Linked DNA regions of Homo sapiens: region 1 is linked to region 2. Evidence: read pairs that join two places in POLR2A ChIA-PET (ENCODE). Cell type or tissue: GM12878. All regions are shown on one strand.

Region 1 (4,000 bases), 1.2 Mb after region 2:
TTGTTTTTTTTGTTTGTTTGTTTTTGAGACAGAGTCTTGCTCTGTAGCCCAGGCTGAAGTGCAGTGGCCTGATCTCAGCTCACTGAAACCTCTGCCTCCTGGGTTCAAATGATTCTCGTGCCTCAGCCTCTCAAGTAGTTGGGACTACAGGCATGTGCTACCATGCCTGGCTAATGTTTGTATTTTTAGTAGAGACGGGGTTTCACCGTGTTGGCCAGGCTGGTCTCGAACTCCTGGCCTCAAGTGATATGCCTGCCTTGGCCTCCCAAAGTGCTAGGATTACAGGCTTGAGCCACTGTGCCAGATCACAACTTATTTTCTTATATTGATCTTATATTCTGCAACCTTGGTGAACTCATATATTAATTCTAATAGACTTTTAGTGGATTCTCTAGGATTTTCTATATACAAGATCATGTCATCTATAAACAGAGATAGTCTTGCTTCACCTTTTCCAGTTTAGATGCCATTTATATATTTTTCTTCCCTAAACTTCCTGGTTAGAACCTCCAGGACAATGTTGAATAGATATGGCAAGAGTGGACATCCTTGTCTTGTTCTTGATCTTAGGGGAAAAGTATGCTCTTTTTCACCATTAAGTATGATGTTAGCTGTGGGTTTTTCATACACGCCCTTTATTACGCTGAGGAAGTTCTCTTCTATTCCTAGTTTCTTGAGTGTTTTTATCATGAGTGTTAGATTTTTGTCAAATGCTTTTTCTGTGTCTATTGAGATGATCATGTGGTTCTTGTCCTTTTTCCTACTGATACAGTATATAACATAAATTGATTTCCATATATTAAACAAACTTTGCATTTTTCAGATGGACTTCACTTGGTCATAAGTGTATCATCCTTTTTTTTTTTGAGACAGTGTCTCACTCTGTTGCCCAGGCTGGAGTGCAGTGGCACGGTCTTGGCTCACTGCAGCCTCTTCCTCTTGGGTTCAAGCAATTCTCGTGCCTCAGCCTCCCAAGTAGCTGGGATTACAGGCACATGCCACCATGCTCAGCTAATTTTTTTTTGTATTTTCAGTAGAGACAGGGTTTCGCCATGTTGGCCAGGCTGGTCTCAAAACTTCTGACCTCAAGTGATCTGCCCATCTCGGCTTTCCAAAGTGCTGAGATTACAGGTGTGAGTCACCACGCCCAGCCTATCATCCTTTTTAAATGTTGATGGATTTAGTTTGCTAGAATTTTGTTGAGGATTTTCATGCCTATATTAAGATATATTGGTCTGTAGTATTCTTTTCTTGTGATGTCTTTGGTTTTGGTATCAGGGAACACAAACCTCATGGAATGAGTTGGGAAGTGTTTCCACTGCTTCTAGTTTTCAGAAGAGTTTCTGAGAAATGGGTATTTCTGTCTTTTTTTTTTTTTTTTCTGAGACAGAATCTCACTCTATCGCCCAGGCTGGAGTGCAGCGGTGTGATCTTGGCTCACTGCAACCTTCGCCACCTGGGTTCAAGCAATTCTTGTGTCTCAGCCTCCCAAGTAGCTGGGATTACAAGTGTGTGTCACCACACCCAAATAATTTTTGTACTTTTAGTAGAGACAGGGTTTCACCATGTTGGCCAGGCTGGTCTCGAATTCCTGACCTCAGGTGATCTGCCTGCCTCGGCCTCCAAAAGTGCTGGGATTACAGGCATGAGCCACAGCACCTGGCCAAGAAATGGGTATTTTTTCTTAAAATGTTTGATAGAACTCACCAGTGAAGCCATCTGTGCCTGGAATTTTCTTTGTGGGAAGTTTTTAAACTACTAATTTAACTTCTTGTCATGGGTCTATACAGATTTTCTATTTCTTCTTGAGTCAGTTTTGGTAGTTTTTGTCTTTCCAGGCATTTGTCTACTTAATCTAGGCTATCTAATTTGTTGGCATACAGTTGTTAATAGTAATTCCTTATAATCCTTTCCTTCCGGCAAGACTAGTAGTGATATTCCCTCTTTCATTCCTAACTTTAGTAATTTAAATTTTCTTTCTTTTTTTTCTTTTTTCTTTTCTTTTTTTTTTGAGATGGAGTCTCGCTCTGTTGCCCAGGCTGGAGTGCAGTGGTGCGATCTCTGCTCACTGCAAGCTCCGCCTTCCGGGTTCACACCATTCTCCTCCCTCAAACTCCTGAGTAGCTGGGACTACAGGCACCCACCACTACACCTGGCTAATTTTTTTTTGTTTGTATTTTTAGTAGAGATGGGGTTTCACCGTGTTAGCCAGGATGGTCTCGATCTCCTGACCTTGTGATCTGCCTGCCTCAGCCTCCCAAAGTGCTGGGATTACTACAGGTGTGAGCCACCGCGCCTGGCCTCTTTTTTTTTCTTATTAAGGCTATCTGAAGGTTTGTCAGTATTTGTTGATCATTTCAAAAAACCAACTTTTGGTTTCAATGATTTTCCCCGTTTTTTTCTATTTCATATTTCATTAATTTCTACTTTAATCCTTTTTTTTTTTTGAGACAGTTTCGCTTTTGTTGCCCAGGCTGGAGTGCAATGGTGCGATCTCGGCTCACTGCAACCTCCACCTCCCGGGTTCAAGCGATTCTCCTGCCTCAGCCTCCCAAGTAGCTGGGACTACAGGCATGCACCACCATGCCCAGCTAATTTTGTATTTTTGGTAGAGAGAGGGTTTCTCCATGTTACTCAGGCTGGTCTCGAACTCCCGACCTCAGGTGATCTGCTCACCTTGGCCTCCCAAAATGCTGGGATTTCAGGCTTGAGCCACCGCGCCCAGCCTATTTCTACTCTAATCTTTTAATGTTTCCTTTCATCTACTAGCTTTGGGTTTAGTTTGCTCTCTTTTTTTCAGTGTTTTAAAGTAGAAGGCTAGGTTATTGGTTTAAGATCTTTCTTCAATTAAAAAAAACTGAGATGCAGTCTCACAATTTTGCCCAGGCTGGTCTTGAACTCCTGGGGTCAAGTGATCCTTCCACCTCAGCCTCCCAAGTAGCTGGGGCTACAGGAGCCTTTCTGCATTTTTTAATATAGGCATTTACAACTATAAAATTCCCTCCAAACACTGTTTTAGCTGTATCTCATAAGTTTTGGTATGTTGTATCTTTGTTTTTATTAATCTCAAAGTATTTTTTAATTTCCCTATGACTTCCTTTTAGACCCATTATTTATTTAGGATTATGTTAATTTCTTCATATTTGTGAATTTCCTAAATTTATTTTTGTTACTGATTTTTAATTTCATTCCATTGTGGTTAGAGAACAGATTTTGTATTATTTTCAATACTTTTTCTTTGAGACGGAGTCTTGCTCTGTTGCACAGGCTGGAGTGCAGTGGCACGATCTCAGCTCACTGCAACCTCCATCTCCCAAGTTCAAGCAATTCTCCTGCCTCAGCCTCCTGAATACTGGAGATCACAGATGTGCCACCATGCCCGGCTAATTTTTGTATTTTTAATAGACACGGTGTTTCATCATGTTGGCCAGACTGGTCTTGAACTCCTGACATCAGGTGATCTGCCCACCTTGGCCTCCCAAAGTGTTGGGATTACAGGAGTGAGCCACCATGCATGGCCTGTTTCAATACTTTTAAATTTATTGAGGCATAAAAGGTCTAGCATATGGTCTATCCTGGAGAATGTTTCATGTGCACCTAGGAAGACTGTATATCCTGCTGTTGTTGGTTGGCGTAGTCTATAGATTCTGTTAGGTATAGTGTGTAATCTAGCATATTACATAAACTTATAGACCAATATCTCTTATGAATGTAGATATGAAAATGCTAGGTATTATATTGTTGAAGTCTTCAATATCCTTGCTGATCTTGTGCCTATTGTTCTATCCATTATTAAAGTAGGGGCTGGGTTCAGTGGCTCATGCCTGTAATACCAGCACTTTAGCAGGCCGAGGTGAGAGGACTGCTTGAGCCCAGGAGTTCGAGACCAGTCTGGGCAACATAGTGAGATTCCATCTCTACAAAAAATAAAAAATTTGCCAGGTGTGATGGTGTACAGCTGTAGTTCTAGCTACTCAGGAGGCTGAGGTGGGAGGATTGC
Region 2 (4,000 bases):
CATTAGTATTAAGTGCCATTAGAGTTGAGTGGGTGAATAATGAAAAGCAGTTGACTCTGCTTTTTATTAGCAGCTCAATTGTGCTGCTAGTCATCTGACTCATCAGTCCATTCATCTGGATGAGACACTCATCACAACAGTGAGCTTAAATTTTTATTTGCCCTATTTTGCCATTGTCAGTCACATCTACCAGTCAACAGGCAGAAACAATGACAACAGGAAGTATGCTTATTATTCCAAACTGTTCCATGGGTGAAAGAGACTTAAGTCCTAGAAAGTGAAATTTTGTCAACTGTGCCGAAAAATCATCATATATATGATTTGCTCTGGAACTATATTATGGTTTCCAAAATCACTTAATTCTACTGATAAACAGCTTTTGTGGTTGTATAGTATCATCCATCAGGTGAACCAAAAAGTCTGCCAACAAAGTACAGGCTGCCACACAACAATCTTACGGTCAGCCATACTGGGTCAGTTCCATCATCTCCCTGACTCAATACTGTCCTTCAAGCAATGACTGATGTTCTAGAGAGTAAGGTTGTCTCCCATCACTTCAAGCACAAAAGGCTAATACTAATCCTCAAAACATCAAAGGTACCATTAATCTTATTTGACTTCTCCTCTAATTAGCCTGAGCACTTTTTAACACTATACTCTCAGAAGTAATGAATTATATAATCTTGCTATCTACTTTGTATGGTTATGTTTTTTTCTAAACTGAAAGGGTTACCCCTGTTTTGGCAGACCATGACTGCATAATCCAATCCATGCATACAAGCTCCTTCTACTACTTGATAATTGTGGTTATACATGTTTGGACTTTTACCAATTCCTATGCCTTTTCTAAGTCATAATAATCAGAAGTCTTGCAATAATTCTCCAACAATGACTGTAATGGCCATACATAGTAGCCAGCTGTTGCGTAATTTTATTACCCTCTAGTTTCTATGAACTCTTGGATGGATGCCACTTAAGTCCTGACAGCATATCTATATTTTGTTATCATCTAGATCCATTACAGTATACTATATCAAGTTAACACAATGCTCATAGTTAAAAATACATTATCTTCAAGATTACTATAAGATAATCAATAAGGCAGTTTTAGGAAAAGCTAAAACATCATATTAAATGTAACGGTGAAATCCAATTCTCCTGTTTGGGGATCCAAACCTATGTGCATGAACAGCTAATTTCTAGAAAACGCACGGGCACCACCATTCTCCCAAAAGTTCAAAACCCAAGACATCACTTCTGCTTCATCTGTCAAATCAAAATGTTTTTGACAATTATATTTCTCAAAACTAGCCCATTTTATCCATCCCAGGTTAATACATTTCAGGCAAACTGTTACTCAATTCAATAACATGCCTGGAACTATAGGGAAAAGATATAGAATCCTTATCATCAAGGGGCTTACAATCTATGTGAAAAGACAAGGCACACACTAAATGCCCACTCAGTAGTAAAGAATTTTAAGAGAACTAGATGATGAGCTCATAAGAGAAGTTTAAGCTGGGCCTTGAAGGATGAGTAGGGTTTTAATAGACAAAGGAGGAGGGCACTGTATACAAGGGAAAATCGTGAGAATAAAAGGAGATAGAAATGAGCAAGATTTTCCTGTAGAACTATTTCTCCTAAGATTGCATCAGTTTCCTGCCTTTCCTCCTAGAGCCTCCCACCCCCACCAGCCACAACATCTAGACACGTACATACATATGAAGTAAAATCAGGTCGATAAAAACCTACAGTAATTCTCAATTGCCTCTCAAATTAAATTCAAACTCCTCAGCCTCTCTATTCTTTATAAATCTTCCAATTGACTCTCCTCTACTACATTCACTTCTTGTTACTACTTGACTCACCACTTCAGCCAAGGAAGTCTACTTGCTATTTACCTTCCTACAGAATGCTTAGGTCATAAGCACCCACTCGAGGAAATCTTCTGATTAATACTCTCCAACAATTATCATCCAAGGAACTTACACCATTTTTTCCTTTACGGGTCAGGTCCTGTCTTATATTATAACCCGCAACTTCCCCCACAACACATCTCCCCATTTCCTAACAAAGCATTGTATGCACAATAAGCACTCACATATTTAAATGTGACATTTGCACAGCAACCTTAACAAAAAGCAGAACAGAGAAGAATCGAAATATACAACAGAAAGCAGAACAGAGAAGAATCGAAATATATGGTTTTCTACAGTGCAGCTGTATAAGAGAGGCTCAGCAGTAACAAGTAACAAATAACATGACAGGAACACACATGATGGCCAGGATGCCAGCAGCTCTCCATTCTGTGCATCCACAATCAAAGCACAAGCAACAATTCAACAACCTATAGATTCAGAAACAGACCTGTTTAAAACAACTCAGGGTTATAGCCGTTACAGAAAGGACAATTTTATACATAATTTGCAAAAGGAATTGCCAGGTATAGGCAACTCTAGTGAGTCACCATGTCAAAGAACATGTGCTGTCACTGCAAGGTGCTATCTGCAATAACACCTTCAAATACAACAGACTGCCAGGCACAGTGGTTCACGCCTGTAATCCCAGCACTTTGGGAGGCTGAAGCAGGCGGATCTGTTGAGGCCAGGAGTTCAAGACAAGCCTGGCCAACATGGTGAAAGCCTGTTTTTGTAAAAATACAAAAAATTAGCCAGGCATGGTGGTGGGCACCTGTGATCCCAGCTACTTCGGAGGCTGAGGCAGAAGAATCGTTTGAACCCAGGAGGCAGAGGTTGCAGTGAGCCGAGATCGCGCCACTGCACTCCAGCCTGGGTGACAAGGGCAAAACTCCGTCTCCAAAAAAAAAAAAAAAATGACAGACTAAAATCTTACCAAAATTATGAAAACACCCAACATTATAATTATAGAAGATAATTCAGAATGAAAAAAATGAGATAGCTGTCTCAAAGATAATTTCTATAATCAAGTCACAGAGAACAACTTCTAAATTGACATATCTATTAACTTAAAAAGATAAACACTGTTGAAAACAGTTACCAAGGTTACCAAAGATACCACCTTAACATTCTACTCTTTCACTGCTGCAAAACCAAAATAACCTGAGTTTCTTTAACCATTTTTCATAGAATGCCAACTACATCTATGATTCAGGTACACAATGTACTAATGATGCATTTAAGCACTGTCAACAAGAACATAAGGAACAGACGCAAGGTTCTACCAGTACTGAACTGACAACGGGCATTTGACAGTAAGTTTAAATCTAGTTAAGACTTTAGATATCCTGAAATAAATTAAAATATGATCACTATGGCATGTTTAGTTGAAATCAAGGGAACTTGCACAATCCCATTTTCATTCTTATTGGTAAAAACAGTAATAAATAAGTAAAGCAGCACCTTCCACTAGAAGAAACATAGAACCAGATGACAACACATGGCCATTCAATGCATTCAAGAGGTAATCCCATGATTTATTTTAGTACTATCTCACTTCCTTGGTAGGGTACAACAATAAGCTTCCTGCTAACAGCAGGTTAGATATTAAATAGCAAGGTTCCATCTCTCACTTTAGTTTTCCTTCTCAGCATAGTCCTACTGCTTGGGTACACTATCAGTAGCAATGACTGCTCTGCTACACACATAGGCAACTGGAAACCTGAGCCAAGGGCATTAGAGTTAAAGATGGCAAGAACCACAGCTGTGTAAGAGGGTACACTATCAATAAGAGTAGAATCAACCTGATTAATAAAGGTAAAGAACTTACTGTGACAACTGGGTACAGAGGTGAGCCCTGAGCCCTGGGAAAAATGGGGTCCAAGGCCCAGTGGCAGTACATACCAGGCTCCCTAAAACTTTATGTGGGTAACTAGCTAGATTAGTATTGCAATAAAACTTACAAAAAGTCACTCAAATGTACATATATATACACTGAGTGTCTCAGAAAAGATAGACAAGAAATTAGTTTCATTTGCTACCTCCAAGAGTGCTAACTGGAGGTATTCACTGTATCCATTCAA

The links. ChIA-PET counts read pairs that join two places held together with the same protein. Peaks named below come from ENCODE experiments on the same cell type or tissue, not always from the same donor. Only the 100,000 strongest peaks of a DNase experiment are listed, where the experiment ranks them.
Region 1: POLR2A ChIA-PET joins it to region 2 with 5 read pairs; 2 of 35 experiments call an interaction of 5 or more read pairs at or near these places.

Annotation. Positions count from the first base shown.
Region 1 is chrX:70,377,174-70,381,173 of GRCh38, reverse strand. The region is part of intron 18 of KIF4A (kinesin family member 4A); the gene reads right to left. Among named protein-coding and RNA genes, the nearest start is that of GDPD2, 44 kb to the left of the region's middle. In GM12878, no CTCF peak of the experiment used is centred here; no DNase peak of the experiment used is centred here.
Region 2 is chrX:71,539,507-71,543,506 of GRCh38, reverse strand. The region is part of intron 3 of OGT (O-linked N-acetylglucosamine (GlcNAc) transferase); the gene reads right to left. Among named protein-coding and RNA genes, the nearest start is that of OGT, 8.4 kb to the right of the region's middle. In GM12878, no CTCF peak of the experiment used is centred here; a DNase peak (open chromatin) is centred at 2,197; H3K4me3 peaks cover 1,013 bases; H3K27ac peaks cover 1,342 bases.